Regions from separate parts of the Homo sapiens genome. Here region 2 is linked to region 1. Evidence: read pairs that join two places in POLR2A ChIA-PET (ENCODE). Cell type or tissue: Panc1. All regions are shown on one strand.

What was found. Peaks named below come from ENCODE experiments on the same cell type or tissue, not always from the same donor. Only the 100,000 strongest peaks of a DNase experiment are listed, where the experiment ranks them.
Region 2: POLR2A ChIA-PET joins it to region 1 with 7 read pairs; 2 of 35 experiments call an interaction of 5 or more read pairs at or near these places.

Annotation. Positions count from the first base shown.
Region 1 is chr7:75,985,604-75,988,103 of GRCh38, reverse strand. POR (cytochrome p450 oxidoreductase) reads right to left here. Exons shown (of 16, transcript NM_001395413.1): 13 at 2,255-2,500; 14 at 2,036-2,181; 15 at 1,863-1,945; 16 at 1,249-1,767. The coding sequence ends at 1,623. It overlaps TMEM120A (transmembrane protein 120A), which reads left to right. Exons shown (of 12, transcript NM_031925.3): 7 at 1-21; 8 at 120-181; 9 at 294-386; 10 at 502-566; 11 at 676-744; 12 at 819-1,273. The coding sequence ends at 932. Among named protein-coding and RNA genes, the nearest start is that of TMEM120A, 7.7 kb to the left of the region's middle. In Panc1, no CTCF peak of the experiment used is centred here; no DNase peak of the experiment used is centred here; H3K27ac peaks cover 141 bases.
Region 2 is chr7:75,584,020-75,586,519 of GRCh38, reverse strand. All of the region lies in intron 5 of HIP1 (huntingtin interacting protein 1), which reads left to right. Among named protein-coding and RNA genes, the nearest start is that of SPDYE5, 93 kb to the right of the region's middle. In Panc1, no CTCF peak of the experiment used is centred here; no DNase peak of the experiment used is centred here.

The sequences.
Region 1 (2,500 bases):
GTCGGGAGTCATGCTGACGTGGTGAGTGGCTGGGCCCCGGCAGGGGCAGGAGCTGGGACAAGGAGGGGATACACGGCATCCCCAAGGGTCCCCACACTGCCCTCCACTTTTTACCTTAGGCCCGACGGTCTCATGTACCAGAAATTCCGGAACCAATTCCTCTCCTTTTCCATGTACCAGAGTGAGTGTCCCAGATGTCTGTGCTGAGCCCTGGAGGCACCCGTGGTGGGGGGCAGGGGCAGGGAACCCCTCCCGGGGCTCAGCCCTGCTCCTCTGTCCTCCGCCCGGCCCAGGCTTCGTGCAGTTTCTCCAGTACTACTACCAGAGCGGCTGCCTCTACCGCCTGCGGGCGCTGGGCGAGCGGCACACCATGGACCTCACTGTGGGTGAGTCGGGAGTGGCCCTGGCATCTGGACATTCCCCTTTCCTCCCATCCCGGGTCTGAGTGGTAGCGTCCCCTCTGTCCCTGGCCGTCCTGTGCCCTGACCTTCCTCCCCGCAGAGGGCTTCCAGTCCTGGATGTGGCGGGGCCTCACCTTCCTGCTGCCTTTTCTTTTCTTTGGACACGTAAGTCGTGCCTCTGTGTCCCTGCCTGTCTGTCTGTCCGTCCTCTGCGCCGGTTTCGGGCTCCAGCAGGGACTGGGTCTTCTGAGTAAAATGCCTCCTCCCTGCTTAGTTCTGGCAGCTTTTTAACGCGCTGACGTTGTTCAACCTGGCCCAGGACCCTCAGTGCAAGGAGTGGCAGGTGAGCCGGGGTCCCTGGACAGGATGGATGGGGGGCCAGGCCCATGTCCAGCCCTCACCCTATTCCTCCGGCAGGTGCTTATGTGCGGCTTTCCCTTCCTCCTCCTTTTCCTCGGCAATTTCTTCACCACCCTGAGGGTTGTGCACCACAAGTTTCACAGTCAGCGGCACGGGAGCAAGAAGGATTGAGGCTGGGCCTTCCCCTGCCGGCCCAGAGGGGCTTCTGTCCTGTGTGTTGTGGGAGGGGATGGGAGGCGCCCCTCGAGTGTGCGTGTATCAGGGGGTCTCTTCTATTCTCCCTTGGGTTTTATGGGCGCTGTGGGCCCTGAAGGAAGACCTGGGCCCAGTGCCCTCAATAAAGAGAGGCCCAGAGGTGGCCTGAGCGTGTGTGTTCTCCTGGGGGAGGGGAGGGCTGGGTGGCCCCACCACATGGGTTCCTGGGGTCTGAGTTAGTTAAGTTGATGCAGGTGGAGGTCCCAGATCTACTCACACAATACCAGGCAAATACAGAAAACAGAACTTTATTCCAAGGGCCAGAGGTTATTTAAAATTATTTACACTCACTGGAAATCACGTGGAGGGGCTGGGCCCAGCTCAGCAGAGAGAAAGAGCCCTTCTGTGCAGCCACCGAGGGCCAGAGGCCTCCAGAGGCATGGAGCCCGGTGCCCCCATGCAGGCCCTGGGCTGTGCTGCCAGGGGCCGGTGGACCTCACCTGGCCTGGGGGCTGAGGAGGATGCACCCCAGGCCCAGAGGAGTCTTTGTCACTGGGCCTGCGCCCATGCCAAGGCCAAGCCAAACACACCCAGGAGACTACGGGAGGGAGCCAGGAGAGCTGATTACAGGCCGGAGTCTGTGGGGTGGGTGGGGCAGGCAGGCCCCTAGCTCCACACGTCCAGGGAGTAGCGGCCCTTGGTCATCAGTTTCTTGATGTAGTCCACCGCCTGCGCGTGCTCCATGGCCCCGAGCTCAGCCACGATGTCGTAGAAGGTGTTCTGCACATCCCTGGCCATGTTCCGTGCATCCCTGGGCAGGAAGAGGGGGTGCTGGGGGCTGGGCCAACTGTGGCAGGCAGGGCCTTGTCCTCCCTGCCCCCTATTCCAGTGACCCCACTCACTCACCCACAGACGTAGATGTGGGCACCGCCTTCGATCAACTTCCACAGGTGCTCTCGGTCTTGCTTTAGCAGGTGCTGGACGTAGACCTGGGGCCAAGGGTGGTGCTGTGAGGGGGGCACTGTGGCTGTGGCCCTGCCAGCCTCATGCCCACCTTCGTGGGTGCCCGCCCGTCTCACCTTGTGGGACTGCTCCCGGGAGAAGGCCACGTTGAGCTGGGTGAGCGCACCGTCCCTGTGGAACTGCGCCAGCTCCTCCCGGTACAGGTAGTCCTCATCCGAGCGGCGGCAGCCGTAGTACAGCAGCGTCTCCCCCACCTCCTTGCCTGCGTGGCAGGGGCCGGGGTGAGCGCGGGGCTCCCAGTCGTCACCCCCTCTCCCCCATGGGACCCCACTCACCCTGCTGTCGCAGCCAGGCCCGCTCCTGGATGAAGCCTATGAAGGGTGCCACCCCGGTGCCGGGGCCCACCATGATGACAGGCGTGGTGGCCTTGAAGGGCAGGCGGAACTGGGACTTGCGCACGAACATGGGCACCAGCGCACGGCCGCCGTTCTCCCCGGCAGGCTCCTTGGCCCGCAGCCAGTTGGTGGCCACGCCCTTGTTGATGCGGCCAGCCTTGGTCTCGTACTCCACAACCACCGCAC
Region 2 (2,500 bases), 400 kb after region 1:
GCAGCTAGAAAGAAACCTGGCCAGGCACGGTGGCTCACACCTATAATCCTAGCTCTTTCGGAGGCCCAGGCGGATGGATCACCCGAGGTCAGGGGTTCAAGACTGGCCTGGACAACATGGCAAAACCCCGTCTCTACTAAAATTACAAAAATTACCCATGGTGGTGATGCATGCCTGTAGTCCCAGCTACTCGGGAGGCTGAGGCAGGAGAATCGCTTGAACCTGAGACCAGGAGGCAGAGGTTGCAGTGAGCCAAAACCATGCCACTGCACTCCAGCCTGGGAGACAAAATGAGACTCTGTCTCAAAAAAAAAAACAAAAAAAAGAAAGAGTAACCCTAGGCACTATATTGCCTTATGAAAATGTTACAGAAGCATTGATTTTACTGTTAATAAAAACAATTCCTGGCTGGGCACAGTGGCTCATGCCTGTAATCTGAGCATTATGGGAGGTCGAGGCTGGAGGATCGCTTAAGACCAGGAGTTTGAGACCAGCCTGGGCCATAGCAAGATCCTGTCTCTACAAAAAAATTTAAAAATTAGCCGGGCGTGGTAGTGTGCAACTGTAGTCCCAGCTACTCGGGAGGCTGAGGTGGGAGGATACCTTGAGCCTGGGAAGTCAAGGATGCAGTGAGCTATGATCGCATCACTGCCCTCCCGCCTGGGCAACAGAGTGAGGCCCTGTTTCACAGAAAAAAGAGAGAAGAAGGTGACACAATGGATAGTGTGAGGTGGGGGAGGCGAGCAGCTGCGGGGTGTACAGGGGTCTGGCAACTGTGGGAGACAACGGGGATCAGGCAGAGGGGTGGGCACATAGGAGGCAACGTAAACCAGAACTGAGGCTGGGCCAGGCCAGGGTGTCAGAGGCTGAGGCGGGGAGTCGGGCTGCCCTTGGGCTGGATTGCAAGGCGAAGAAGCAGGAGGGAGAGGCTGAGAGTGTGGAGGGGAGGGGGCTTGTAGCGTGTGATTGGAGGGAGGACCGGGCTCTGGTAAAGGTGTCATGAGGAGGCGGGGAAAGGTGAGAACTGGATTTAAGATGTTTTGGGGTTGGGCGCAGTGGCTCACGCCTGTCATCCCAGCATTTCAGGAGGCCAAGGCGGGCGGATCGTCTGAGGTCTGGAGTTCAAGACCAGCCTGGCCAACATGGCAAAACTCCGTCTCTACTAAAAATACAAAAAGAAATTAGCTCACGTCTGTAGTCCCAGCTACTCGGGAGGCTGAGGCAGGAGAATCGCTTGAACCTGGGAGGCGGAGGTTGCAGCGAGCCGAGATGCTGCCTCTGCACTCCAGACTGGGCGACAGAGCAAGACTCAATCTCAAAAAAAAAAAAAAAAAGACGTTTTGGGAGTAGAGATTGAAAGTGTTAAATTGAGCTGGATGTGGTGGCTCACACCTCTAATCTCCACACAATGGAAGGCCAAGGCAGGAGGATCACTTGAGGCCAGGAGTTGGAGACCAGCCTGACCAACATAGTGAAACCCCCATCTCTACTAAAAACACAAAAATTAGCTGGGCGTGGTGACACGCACCTGTAATCCCAGCTACTCAGGAGGCTGAGGCTTGAGAATGGCTTGAACCCAGGAGGCGGAGGTTGCAGTGAGCCGAGATGGCGCCACTGCACTCCAGCCTGGGTGACAGAGCAAGACTCTGTCTCAAAAAAAAAAAAAAAAGTGTTAAATGGAAAGTGGGAGGAGGAAGGGCCTAGGGTAGGATTTTAGGTGGAAAAGGAAAGAAAGGAGGGTGTAGAGAAAGCAAGACTGGGAAGAAGGTTAAGGAGGAAGAGGACTGGGATGGGAGCTGGGGCAGTGGGGCTGCGGGGCTGATAGAGGCCAAAGGGGTCCCTTTGCCTTGTATATAGGAAGACAGCAGAGTTCAGTGGCATCAGAAGCAGCTGGTGCCAATAGCCAGTCCCCTAGCTTTTAATAGCATGGAAGGGCAGAAGGGAATGGTCACGTGGGCTTGGAGAACTGGGGTCGAAGAGGATGCAGCTGGCTTTGCTTCCAGAGGCTCTCGAGCTCACTGCTGTCTTGTTTTTCCTGGTTTTAGAAAGCAGAGAAAAAGGGGAAGCTGGTATTGTCCAAGTGTGGAGGAGCAAAGGACTTTTCCAGTTTTTAGCAATTAGCGATACAAGAGTGGGGAAGGAGGCTGGGCAGAGTGGCTCACACCTGCAATCCCAGCATTTGGGGAGGCCAAGGCTTGAGGTGAGACCAGCCTGGGCAACACAGTGAGACCCTGTCTCTTAAAAAAAATTTTTTTTGGCCAGGCGCGGTGGCTCACGCTTGTAATCCCAGCACTCTGGGAGGCCGAGGCGGGTGGATCACCTGAGGTCAGGAGTTCAAGACCAGCCTGGGCAACATGGTGAAACCCCATCTCCACTAAAAATACAAAAAAATTAGCCGGGCATGGTGGTGCGTGCCTGTTAATCCCAGCTACTCAGGAGGCTGAGGCAGGAGAATCGCTTGAACCCAAGGGGCTGAGGTTGCAGTGAGCTGAGATCATGC